Regions from separate parts of the Homo sapiens genome. Here regions 1 and 2 are each linked to region 3. The links are chromatin contacts, found by Hi-C or POLR2A ChIA-PET in ENCODE. All regions are on one chromosome and are shown on one strand. The core of a region is the stretch at or near the end of the contact, and the rest is flanking DNA. Distances in the headings are between cores, read along the strand shown.

Region 1 (4,527 bases), core at 1,461-3,960, 310 kb before region 3:
TCCTGGGCAAGATAGGAAGACTCCATCTCTACAAAAAATAAAAAATTAGTCCAGCATGGTGGCTTGTGCCTGTAGTCCCAGCGACTGGGGAAGCTGAAGTGGGAGGATCACTTGAGGTCAGAAGGTGGAGGCTGCCCTGAGCCATGATTGTACCACTGCACTCCAGTCTGGGTGACAGAGTGAGATTGTGTCTCAGAAAATAAATAAAAATAGTTGATAAGTATAAAGGAATGACTTCACATTTAGTATTACCTAGAAAAATGCAAATTAAAATACATATTAGATTTAAATAAAAACATTACCAGTATCATATGTTGGCATATATGAGGGGAAATACATAAGAGTATAAATATGTACAGCCTTTGAGGAGGTCAATGTAATAGTACCTGTGCACAAGTATTGTCTTTGGCCCAACCACGAACTGTTTAGGTGCCTCACCTATGAGGTTATACATGCATACTCATGATTAATCATGTACATGCATTTTAGGTAACGAGGAAAAATTGAAAATAATATAAATCTACCAATTCATAAAAAGTAATGCAACCTCTGATGTATCCACATTGTAGAGTTTCAAGAATATGATAATTCTACATCTAATAACATGAAAAGATCCTTAAGTCATATTAGGAAATAACAATAGTAAGTTACAGAGCAATATATCTAGTTGGATTGTAATTCTTTATAAAGAAATAATTCTTCTTATTTCTTTATAAAAGAAAATAAGCTATAAGTATACATGAGCTTTTATGTGCATTCATGTGTCTGTTTTATTTTTGTAAATGTAAAGGAAAAGTTCTAGAGAAATAAACAAGAAAACAATCACAGTGACAGTTCTAGAGAAGAAATTAAGAGGAAAGACTTCACAAGGACTTTCAATTTTTACCTATTGTTTAAATTTTTTTTACATAAAGTCTCTATCCTGCTTTACATAAATAACTAAAAGGGAGAAAAACAACAATAAAGAACCTCAACACAGATGTGATTCATGTTTTTTTATTGTAATATTCATGTTTTACAGTGCCATTCTTTGGCAGTATACTGAAGGGGTCAGCATTTGCACAAATACTTAGTCATTCAGTAATACAAGAGATACGGAGGTGATAAATGAAATACTCAGTTGTTGCCACAACAAGGCAGTCTTAGTGAATCACGTAGGAAATGCCAGAAAGACAGCTGAGTGTAGACAAAACACTAGGAGAGAATACAGACATAATCACCATTTCCATGGCCCTTACTGTGTATGTTTTTCAATTCTTCTAATTATTCTTCTCTCTGAGGGACACATTAAAAAATGAAAGTAGTTTCTTACCACAAAGAAAGTACTTTAAAAAGCTATGTTAGATTGCTAAATATGGATTTTAATGAGTATCTAAAAAATTCTCATGGCCAAAGCATATTTATCTGAGCATTCAGTATATGTGTTTTAATTATATTAAGTGAGATTTCTGAACATCTGACATCTGTTTACTAGTCAACTCTTAATTATTTGAGCATAACAATGTTAAATGAAATGTTTTAAGGAAGCTGTTGGAACTCTGCAGTTCTAAGTGCGGTCCTAACAAATTCATAGGAAAGCCTTAGAATCCATCCCTGCACTCAGACACAATGGAGTCCACTTGCTCTTTGTTCTTCCCTTATTTCCTTGTTTTCTTGAATTTGTCTGCTTTTTCTTACCACCTCTCCTTCAGTAATGGTGCATTATTCACCAGGCCCTGTGTAAGACAATGTTGGCATCTTATAATCAGAGGAGTGGGTCTGAAGTTTTTTATTCAGAGACCGTGTACATAGAGATATTTAAAAATCATTTATTTCTCTAATAAAACAGTCTATCGTAATTGCTGTTTCTGCTATCATATTACTAAGAATACAGGGCCAGCAGGCAGAAAGCTTCACTTTGAAACCCAGCTTCCCTACCTGTGACACTTACTGGCTCTGTGGCTTATATTTTCTTTCTAAATGTCAGCTCTATGTCTAGTAATATTCTGGCCCTGTATCCACAACAACAGCAAAGCATAATGTTCTCAGTGTGTTTATCCAGATTCCAGAAGGCTCAAACTTTGTTTTTCTTTAATAATAATGACGATGATGGCTAATATTCATTGATATCTTACTCTGAGCCAAGCACTGCACTAAGCCCTTTATATGGATTATCCTATTTAATGCATACAATTCCATAAGGAACATATTATTCCATTTCCACAAATAAGAAATCTACAGATTAGAGAAGTTAAGTAACTTGTTCAAGGTCACATAGCTAGCAAGTGATAGAATCCAAAGCCAAGCTCTTAACAATTACAATATTCTGCTTCAATTATTTCCTGAGTGGTTTCCTTCCCCCACCTCACAGGTTGCCTGCCCAGCCTGTTGCTAAACTATGTCTGGCAGAGGATATCTCTTTCACCCCTGAGATGGAAAACCAGTATCTTTGCAGCCTTTTTTTACAACTACGAGCTTATGTGGTGGTTAACTTTAAGTGTAAATTTGAGTGAGTCATGGGATGCCCAGATATCTGATTAAACATTATTTGTGGATGTGTCTATGAGGGTGTTTCTAAAAGAGATTAACATCTGAATTGGGGGACTTAGTAAAGTTGATTGCCCTCCCTAATGTGGAGAGACATCATTCAATCTGTGGAAGGCCTGAATAGAACAAAAAGGAGGAGCAAGTTTGGATTCATACTCCCTCTACCTGATTACTTAAGCTAAAACATCAATATTTTCTGCCCCTCAGGATCCTGGTTCTCAGGCCTTCAGACTTGGATTAAAATGTATACCATCAGCCCCCTGGCTGCTGGGCCATTGAATTGCGCCCTCAGATTTTCTGTCTTTAGCTTGCAGATGGAACATCATGGGATTTATCAGCCTCCATAATCATGTGAATCATACCTTATAATAAGTCATGTCTATTTATCTATCTAGTTATCTATTCTATTGGTTTCGTTTCTCTGGAGAAGCCTAACTAATACAGCCTGCTTCCCACTTCCTTTTGAAAAAACACTAACCACCATCAGGATGCTTTAAAGGAGTAAAACAAAAGCATGCATTCAACAAATGAGCTTCTACTAAGTGTCACACACTATTCCAAGGAATGCAGATATAGAAATAAGAAAAACAAGGTATCTGGCTTACTGGCACTGATAATGCCAGAGTGAGAGGACAGGAAATAAACATGTAAATGATTAAGATAATTTTTGAAGTGATATATGCTTTGAGGAAAGTAAAACAGAATGATAAAAGTAAGTGACTTAGGGAAGGCTACTCTACTTTGCAAAAGACAAAGTAATACACCTGTAGGGTCTTTGTTGAATGGAATATGCTATGTCCACAAAATGGATTACTAATTAGTGGCAAAAAGTAACAGGAGGATCTCCAAATGATAAGAAATGGTTGCCAGAATGGTTTGTTACTTGGTATATATTTGCTTATGATTTTAAGAAAAAAAAACAGTGGTTATATAAAACAGAAAACTAATGAAAAGGGTTATTGATAGGAAAGGAGGAAAAAGATCTGATTGGAAGGGAATGGAAGGAAGATTTCTGTCGAAATCATTGGTATATAATTTCTACTATGGAAGACAGATTTTTTCATAATTTAAATACATTTATTTATTCTAAAAATAGTCCTGAAGATTAAAAAGTTCACTAAGATCTTTTTAAAACAATTAAATATTAAGTAAATACCATCCATACTAGCTCCTTACTAATTTTCAAACATGCCAATGTTATTGGTGCCTCAGGGCTTTTGCATTTAACATGGTCTACATGGAGTAGTCTTCCCCTATTTCCCATAGCTTGCTGTCTTACTCTGTGAGGTTTTTGATGGTATTCCCTGAGTAACCTGTCTAGAGTAGCAGCAGCTTCGTTTTTCTTTATGATGTTTATCACCATCTGCCAAGCCATAAGATACAGAAGTTAGACTGGAACACCAAGGAAGAAACTGATAATGTTTAATGGTATGTTTTCTTCTCTTCTTTCTAGGCTTAAAGCTAGCTTAAAGCTAGATTATATTTTCCAGCCTTCTTTGCAGTTAGGTGTGTGTAGCCAACCATGTGGGTAGATTACATTCTTGCCAATTGAATATAAGTAGAAGTGATGGCCATCCAGTTGCAGATTTGACCCATACAGTTACTATACCCAGTTCCCTCATTCTTACTCTGTCTCTCCATGTACCACTGAATAGAGAAGACCCAAAAATTTAGATAGGGGTGGAGTTTCCAGAGCAAAGCATCTTGGGGCTGAAAACCTGCTGGAGAAGGGTCCCTCTACTAACTATCCTATGTTTTCCTGGGACACAAACAGAACATAAAACTTTATGTTAATTCATTGTATTTATCAAAGTCTATCTAAACAGAAGAATGGAAATCACTTGAAGTATTTACAGCAGAAGAAAACTAACTCAAGGAGTTAGTTAGATAAAAGGAAAGAGAGTCAAATATAAGATAGATAAACCAGAGTTGAGTATCAGCAAGGAACTACTACCATTTTAGACAAAGACGGATAAAAGGAAGTGTTGTGTTCTTCTAAGG
Region 2 (4,589 bases), core at 1,498-3,997, 490 kb before region 3:
AGTATGACAAACTATTATAAATGGTGCTGGGTGCTATAGTGGAAAGGAAGCATCAACCATTCTGATGGAAATGTGAGGAAATAGAGAAATCTTTCTGGGGAAGCAAGATCTGAGAAGATTTTGAGGTCTGAATAGAATTTACGTAGGCAAAGAAGGAATGCATGTGTTTCAGACAAGTGGAATTTCCTGTGCCAAGTCAGAGAGGAATGAGAGAGCATGGTGCATTCAGATAAGTGAAAGTTGCTCAGAAGGAATGGGAGCATTTATTGAATGGAGGGGATTGGTGACGCATGAAGTCAGGGAGCAGACAAGGGTCAGATATGAAATGTTACATTAATGTGTTTGAATTATTTTCCTGAGAGTGACATGAGAGCTTATTAAAGAATTTTAAGTAAGGACATGACATAATTACATTTCTTGTTTTAGGAAAACTATTCCAGAATCATTGAGAAGAATGTATTGAACAAGGTATGGACCAATATAGGAAGAAATCTTTTGAGTATCTTGCAAAAATTGAGGAGTGAGGTGATGAAAGCCTGAAGATAGGAAGTGTTAGGACAGAAATGAATAGAATGGAGGAAAACTGTATAAATGTTAAAATGCTACATGTAAAAATCAATTCTTTAGGTATTGAGGATTGGGAAAAAAGATTCTCAGAGGACTGGGTGGATATTTAGTGGTGCTCACTGAAATATGCAATGGGGAAACAGAGGCTGTTGAGGTATAGGGAAAGAGGGATTCAACTTGGAAGGGAATTTGATGTCAGTTGGTCATAATATCACCAGGAAAATTTAGTGATTAGGAAAATTTTTAGCACAGTAATTGATTATGTTGGTATCATCAGAAGTTTGATTTCATCACAGCTTAGCTAAGGAAAAAGGTGTCTTGAAAGAAAAGTTATTGAGATATCATTTCTGAAATCACAATTATTTTGTGTTTCCTCAGTGGTTTTTCATGGAAAATATTCTGGATAGTAAAAGAATACCATTTTTAGATTTTCTCACTTCATGTGATAATTCTTTTTAGGAGCACAGGAAGTGAATTGCTTGTGGCACATCTGGATGGAGATTCCCAGTAGCTATGAAGCCTACAACTATTGCATTAGTGAGTGAGAGCTTCACTGAAAATATAGACTTGAGAGAGGCTTCATAGGTAAGAGTTAGGCAACTGAGAAGAATGAGAAGAAAATGAAACACTCCTTAGCAAAAATTGAGGTAAAAGGGAGTGTGCTGGAAGAAGAAAAGTTGAGAAATTCATTGAAAAAAGACTACAAGGAAATTCGATTCCAGCTGACAAAAGGCTGTCTCTGTTTGCAGAATTTGCATGTATTTTCTTTTTAATTTGCCAGTTTTAAACTGAAAGAACAAGAGCTGAAAGTCAATTGATAGGTCATGAGTCACCAAGTATTTGACTGTTAGTATTATGTTAACAATCTGAGTGTATCAGCCAGCAAGCTTTTCAGGACCAGCAGATGTTGCTGGCATTAAGAACATGAGGGTTTCCAGCTTCATCCACGTTGGGGGAGGGGGGGAATAGCATTAGGAGATATACCTAATGTAAATGATGAGTTAATAGGTGCAGCATACGCACATGGCACATGTATACATATGCAACAAACCTGCACGTTGTGCACATGTACCCTAGAATTTAAAGTATATATAAAAAAAAACCATGAGGGGAGATGAGCACAAGATGAAAGGCCCATAGAAATGCTTTTAAAAAAATGAACAACAGGAATTGCTAATAATTTAAGGGACAAGAAAAAGGAATGGAAGGCTTGGGGACTGATGGCAGTGCAAAGACTTAATTTCCCATTGCATTAGCTTAGCAAAAAGAATCTGGGTGGTCCATCACCACACTCTTCCCTCTTGGGAGCAAACTACAGCCAAAGACATCTGGAATGGTTGTTTGAAAAATATATATATATGGGGAGAAATCTTGACATATTATCCTAAGAAGCAAATTAGGGTAATATGTGTAATGTCTTAAATCTTTTTGCAATGTTATGAAATTGATGTATTAACTAATATGGTTTCCAAGTAATAGAAAGATGGAAATGTTTAAGATTGTGGCTAAAAAAACACATTAACAGCAATACATTATTCTAAATACTGAGGCTCAGTAAATTCTGAAAGCACATCTACAACTATAGAATAATAAAGAAATAATAAAACAAGAGATAGGCCCAAATGCTAAATGTAGAAATCCCGAAGCAACATTATCCTCTAATTGTCCTAAATCATGTGGTTTATGAGCAAAGAGCCAGCACCTACATTCTAATTGCTGGCCATGAGTCAGCGATCACTGACTTTCTTCCTCTAACAGGGCCTTGACCTTGGTCTGGATTAGTGGGAAATTAACACACTCGTCTTGAAATTTTAAATACTTGAGCCTGAATCTACCAAATCAGGACATTCAGATTTTTAAAAACCTTCAAGAGTTATGTTTTGAGAGTTCTTAGAAGATGTCTCAAACATGATCAAGAAAATATCTCCATCATCAATTTGACTAGTTACCTGGTGATACTAATTTTCCACTTGTCTCCTGCCTAGACTCCCACTCCCACTAAATGTAAAAATGTCACTACATTTTTCAGACACTGCCAGGAACCTCCATAGCTTCTACAGAGTTCTGCAGTCTGATGCTGCAGGGCATTGCCAGCTCTTGCCAGTCTCATGCTGTGATGGGACACAGGAAGTGATCACTGGGCTGTGTAATTTTCTTTTGTGAAAGAAGGAGGGATTGGCTTTCATTCTCTTGTGTTATATCCTGTTAGAGGGTTCTAAAGCAGCATTCCGTTGGTACCAAAGTCCATTTATTCATGGAGCAAACATTTAAAGAATGTGTACTCAGTCCAGGCATAGTGCTTGGTGCTGGATATAAAATAGTTAGCAAAAGCACCCACGTTAAGTAGAAGAGCCAGACTTTACTCAAATAAGTCCAATAATGACGCACACAAGACCACAATCACAGGAAGAATTCTAAAGGAAGAGACTGCTATGAGATTTGAAGGATTAGTAAGCACTAGCTAAGTAATGTAGGGATGCACAGAGTGGGAACAAGGGGTCCATTATCACAGCAAAAGAAATCACCCAAAGATTCTGTGCCAGTTGGAGTGTGAAACTTCTCAGGATCTGAAAAAATCCAGAGTAGGTAAATTACAGAGAATAAGGGAGAGAATGCTGCAACCTGATGCCTATAAGAGCTAGAATAGCCTCGTTAAGGTCTGATGTCTTACTCAAGAGTAAAGTATTATAAGCTGGGTGGTGAGAGGAGTAAGTGTCCTTATCAAAGTAGTGAACTGCTGTAGAGTTGATTAAAGACAGGTAAGATTTATCTGAAGAGAGAGAAAACTTTGGTGTTTTATATAGAGTCCCCTCCCATCCCCTTCACTCATATTCTCATTAACACTGATTTAGAATCTTAGAATCTAGTCTGAGGAAGTGGCTGTACTTGGAGATCAATCTAAGAAACAGCTTATTGCAGTCAGATTTGTTCTTCTCCTCTGATTCTGGCTTTCAAACTGGGTCCACCTTTTTGTTCATGGCTCTGTAAGATGCACTTTATTAAAATTAACTTTAGATAGGACTCTTCCAGCAATTTACCAAAGATGTCCAGCCCTTTTTGTACCCCAACCCGTTACATTTCAGCTGGGATCCCCACTCTATCAGGACACAGAAAGTGCATCTTCTTCAGTGCTCAAAACCTCAGTGTCCTTAAAATATCCTGTATTGATGTATCAGCCCCTCAATTCAGAGAAGATAGTTCCTCTGATCATATGACTTCATCATTTCATCCCATAAATTGGGATTTATGATCCAAATAATAGTCACTCTTTCATTGAGTCTGTAACATCTAGATTAATGTACATGTTTTGTGGTTTCCATTATCATATCTGGTTAACAACACCAACTATAAAATTTAAAGGCAGAATAACATAGTGATTTCACTTCATGTTAGACAGATATGGGCACAAATTCTAGGTTAGGTGCTTACAACTCTGAAATCTTAGGCAAGTTTCTTCAATCGCTGATACTAAGTCTCTTTATTTGAAAAATAGTGGTAGGCCAGGCACGGTGGCTCATGCCTGTAATCTGAGCACTTTGGGAAGCCAAGGCGGGTAGATCACGAGGTCAAGAGATCAGACCATGCTGGCCAACATGGTGAAACCCCATCTCTGCTAACAATACAAAAATTAGCCGGGCATGGTGGTGGGCGCCTGTAATCCCAGCCACTCGGAAGGCTGAGGCAGGAAAATTGCTTGAACCCATGAGGCGGAGGTTGCAGTGATCCAAGATTGTGTCACTGCACTCCAGCCTGGTGACAAAGCGAGACTCTGTTTCAAAAAAAAAAAAGAAAAATAATTGTATAGTAGTAGTGAGTATATAATTTAACAAAAGTATATGTAAAGTGTTTGGGAATGTACCTGAAATTTCACATTGAAAAATTATGATTATTGCTGTATCATTGTTATTAATCAAGTTTAATGGTCAACAGTACAGTATGATAAAGATGAAATGTATTCTATAAAATCTTACCTTTTTCTTTTCTTCATATTTAGTAAGAATTTATGTTGTTTATATTAGCAT
Region 3 (4,434 bases), core at 1,110-3,609:
ACCAGCCGTACATTCACAAAAAAGAATAAGTATGCATCATAATGAAAGGAAATTAAAATATCAAGCAGAACAACCACAAAAAATTCCCACAGAATATGCTACAAGGCTCAGAACTTCTCTTCAAGTACTCATAGAATCATTCATTCATTCATTCATTCATTCATTCAACTAAGATATAGTGAGCTTCCTGAAACTGGGCACGCAACTGTGAGCAAAAACACTAAAAAGTAGCGGTTTTTATAGATTTTGCAGTCTGGTGGGAGAATAGGTGACAAGACACAAGTGAATGTGAATAAATGCTTCAAAATGAGATAAGTGTTATGCAGGAAACAGGGTGCTAAAATGAAGTCTTTTTATTGTAGGGGTTTATGAATTTCTTCCTAAGGAAGTAGCATTTGAAGTAAAAGATGAAGGGCGAAGGAGTTAACAGAAAAGGGAGAGTGTGTTCAAAGATTCTGAAGTTGGAAAGAAAATGGTCTGTCCTAGAACTTGAAAGGCCAGGGTGGCTAGAGCACAGAGAATGAAGAGAAGAAATAGGACTCTAAGATGAGATTGGAGAGATGGACAGGACCCAGGCCAAAAACCCGAAAGCCGTTGTAAGGCTTTTACTTTACTTTTTCTTATAGGAAAGATGGTTTAAATCAAGGAGTGGAAAAAATAGATTTCTGTTTTAAAAATTGTACTCTTCGGCCAGGCACGGTGGCTCACGCCTGTAATCCCAGCACTTTGGGAGGCCGAGGTGGGTGGATCACAAGGTCAGGAGATCGAGACCATCCTGGCTAACATGGCGAAACCCCGTCTCTACTAAAAATACAAAAAATTAGCCGGGTGTGTTGGCGGGCGCCTGTAGTCCCAGCTACTCGGGAGGCTGAGGCAGGAGAATGGCGTGAACCGGGGAAGCGGAGCTTGCAGTGAGCCGAGATCGCGGCACTGCACTCCAGCCTGGGCAACAGAGTAAGACTCTTGTCTCAAAAAAAAAAAAAATGTTACTCTTATGGGAGGGTGGAGAGTAGCAAAGAACCAGGTCAGAGGCCAATACCATCATTCTGTCAGGAGATAGTGGTGACAAAGAACCAAAAAACTATCGGGACCAAAGATACAGAGACAGTTTCCCCTATTTCATAAACTCAACTATAAGGAATTTAGTATTTTGAGTTGACTCACAATAAAATATGCTTTCTAAATTTTAGTTCATTGAGAACAAAGGACTGTTCGGGAATCTTTGACAGTCAGCTCAAGGAAAATGTAAAAAGTTGGGGAAAGAGTGGCTGTAAAGTCTCAGAAAACCACATGTGGCATTTGGTTGAAGGAAGTATAAGCAGTGCACGTAGGAACTGGAAGCTTTTCAGATACCTATACTGTGTATCTTTCTGAGTCTAAATTTTTTTCTCGCATATGATATTTTCTTTGTACACATCCCATTCTTCTTTCTGCAGACTGAATTCCTCTGCTTATTCATAAAATTAGTATCCCCAAACTTCAAATTCTTTATGGCTTTGGTTTGCCAAAGTGAAGCTCCTACTTTGACACGGGGTGCCTTTTCAACCCTAGAGCCTTCTTCCTTCTGGATTCAGGCTTTTTGTCTCCTGATCCATGTTCTCTCAGGCCTCTGGATGGGTAATTTCAGTCTATGGTTGCTTTCCACTTACTTCAAGTATCCATCCCAGAAACAATTCATTATCACAATGGGAGAGTTTGGTAAGCGTGATTGCTCATTTTAGAAGCTGTCGTCAAATTGGATTAATTTAGAAATGAAAGCTAAGCCTAGAAGAAACTGAGTTCATATCACAAACTTAAAAAAAAAAAAAAACCAACTTTTACACTTAGAAAAACTAAAACAAACAAAAATTGAGTTTCCACACTAACCAACACCACCAGAACAGAATATAAAAAAGGCAGGTCAGGCTTAATAACTTACCTCTTAGCTTCTCTGATTAAGCAAGGCTTGAGCATGGGAAATCTTTGGTCCATTTTGTTCTGTTACATTTTCTAATAACCCACAACCACCTAAGTTATGAAATGCTATAAAACAGAATGTTTATTCCCACTTTCAGCATTCATATATCATCTGCTCAAAGCTAGACTTTAAAGTTTGGAATGTGGAGAAGACACGTGCTTTATTGGTCTGCGGCATTCATGTTTTCTGTTGACACCATCACTCTTGAAAGACGGAGGAGAGAAAATGAGACATCACCTCTGGTTGAGTGGAATTCAATTGCAGAGGACCATGGCTGCGGAAAGCTTACAAAGTGCACTCAAATTTTCAAATCTCTGGACTTTCATGTGCAGGTAGACACTCTGGAGCCATCTAGTGGCATAACATCATTGAAATGAGAAGAGCCAGGGTTGAGAATTGACGAAAAGTCCAAATGTAACTCCAGTGTAATCTAGCATAGTCTCACCCACATGGGTCATGATTTCAGGAAGGTAACTGATATGGCAAATGCCCTGGTTCTGGGAAGGAAACTGACAACCTATGATCCTGCCTCATTCCCTGTGACTGCAGTTTCTTCTAGCACTGTTCCTACATGTGCATCACCTGGTGACCTAGTTGGAGTGGAATTTATGAGCAACAGTTATTTTAATGAATCTGTTAGAAACAAAATACAAGACTGCGTTTAACCACTGCAAATTGTAACATGTCAGTGACTTTACCATTGTCTCTTAATTAGCTCCACCTATTTTCAAATAAGCAGCTTGGGGCCGAGATAGAGTTTCAAAGCGTTATTCAATGGTTTTAAGTTGTTAAGCTAGTGCTTTATTTTGACTGATATTTATGGGGCTGGAGGAATAGAAGAACTGGAGGCATTTTTTCCTTTCTCTAAAACTGAAAACCAATTCTCTCTATGATGATTTAGACTGGAGCTAAGATATAATACTTGGAAGAGGTTTTCCTTAGAAAGTGCACTACTGCACTGACAGTGACTTTCTATTCATACCACCTCATTTCTTTTACTTGGTAAACTAAATTAAGCTCTAGGACACTTGTTCTCAAACTTGAACATGCATCAGAATCAACTAAAAACCTGTTAAAATGCAGATTGCTGGGCTTTATTGGAGTTTCTGCTTTAGATAGGTCTGGAGTAATGTTCAAGAATTTGCATTTATAAAAACTTCCAAGGAGATACTGATACTGTTGTTGGCTGAGGGACTGCACTTTGTAAGCTATTGCTGTGGAAAATTAAGGCATGGATGTTCACCTTTTATTGTTTTACTGACTCAAAGACAAAGCCGAAACACTCTTTCTGGCCTTCTCAATGAGCAATAGGGTTTTATGGCAGGTAATCTTTTATTTTTTAGAATAGATCTGGTTCTTCAAATGAGATCCTTCATAGAAACTCAATGTATAAGACAGGTAAAAATAGAGCTCCTTTGATTAATGTGAAGGTGAGAGAACAGCACCTCTTCTGTCTTTCCTCATAAATTTCCATAGCAGATACCGGCACCACCTCAGCAGAAACTGGGAGCCAGCATAGAGCATGTTGAAAACCAAAGCGGGTATTACTATCATTGCTGACTCTTTAGCTCCCTCTTACATGGTCACCAGATGCTCAGAAGTTTCTGTTCATCATCCAGATTGTTCCATTCCAGCCTCAAATTACTATTTTCTACAAAATTATTGGTTTGCCCCTCACTGATATATTCCACTGGGTTCGGTGCAGTGTAGTTATAATATGAATAAAAGAGTGTGCATTGTTCTTTTCCAGATAACTCTTGATTACAGAATTTGTTTTGTAATACCAGTCCATGAGATATTGGGAATGGTGTAAAACACCCATACTCCATGAGGAGCGTCTGTGCACAGCTACATTTTTCAGCACTTCTAGCAGCATGACATTCACGTCCCCATTGCCCTGGCTGTTGTCACTGTTCCCAGGACCACCGTCATGCTTCCCACCAACCCCTTCCACAATTACAAAACAGATAATGGCATTGATAACTAATGTATCACTTATCACAAACAATTACAAATATTTATTGAGTAACACTTTTGAACTATATCCTTTAATTCAGAATTCTCCCCTTCAATAGCTCAAAGATGGTTGATATATAGCAGAGAGAAGGCAGGTTAGGAATTTTCACCAACTTGCAGATGTTCTAAGTCATGGCTTTTATCAATTTACCTATGGGAATATGTAACCCTATGAATATTTTCCTAATTTAGATATTTCTTTGTTTCATCTCCAAATGAGTTCTTGAATCTAAACTACTACTCAAAAACAGAAAAGTGGAAAGTTCTATATCTCTTAGTACTGGACTTTCCTTGTAATATAAGTCTAGAATCAATCCGCTTCAGGCTGAAGAGATTTGTTTTTCTTTCTGGGAGATAAGAATCAAAGATAAATAGTTCTACGGTTTTCCCATAGGAGATAAGACCCACTTTGACAATCAGAACGAACAGACTAATTCGATTAAGGATAGGTACACCTTTGT

What was found. Hi-C counts contacts between places; a loop is a spot of excess contacts on that map. ChIA-PET counts read pairs that join two places held with the same protein, here RNA polymerase II (POLR2A). Pooled maps may share reads with other maps.
Region 1: a loop to region 3 is called in a map of PC-9, with 6 times the contacts of the local background. The contact joins two enhancer-like sites. A Hi-C loop is called at or near these places in 9 of 168 maps with a recorded cell type or tissue (A673, Caco-2, Calu3 and 6 more) and 4 of 50 pooled maps.
Region 2: a loop to region 3 is called in a map of Calu3, with 15 times the contacts of the local background. The contact joins two enhancer-like sites. A Hi-C loop is called at or near these places in 7 of 168 maps with a recorded cell type or tissue (Calu3, IMR-90, PC-9 and 3 more) and 6 of 50 pooled maps. POLR2A ChIA-PET finds 5 or more read pairs at or near these places in 2 of 52 experiments (A549 and BJ).

What each region holds. Positions count from the first base shown.
Region 1 is chr11:29,017,726-29,022,252 of GRCh38, forward strand. The region is part of intron 1 of LINC02742 (long intergenic non-protein coding RNA 2742); the gene reads left to right. Among named protein-coding and RNA genes, the nearest start is that of LINC02742, 120 kb to the left of the region's middle. Within about 2 kb of position 2,711, at least 3 of the 41 ENCODE cell types and tissues checked have a DNase peak (open chromatin) inside an H3K27ac peak, as active enhancers do.
Region 2 is chr11:28,833,669-28,838,257 of GRCh38, forward strand. No RefSeq gene overlaps it. Among named protein-coding and RNA genes, the nearest start is that of LINC02742, 66 kb to the right of the region's middle. Within about 2 kb of position 2,748, at least 5 of the 41 ENCODE cell types and tissues checked have a DNase peak (open chromatin) inside an H3K27ac peak, as active enhancers do.
Region 3 is chr11:29,326,837-29,331,270 of GRCh38, forward strand. No RefSeq gene overlaps it. Among named protein-coding and RNA genes, the nearest start is that of LINC02755, 270 kb to the right of the region's middle. Within about 2 kb of position 2,360, at least 2 of the 41 ENCODE cell types and tissues checked have a DNase peak (open chromatin) inside an H3K27ac peak, as active enhancers do.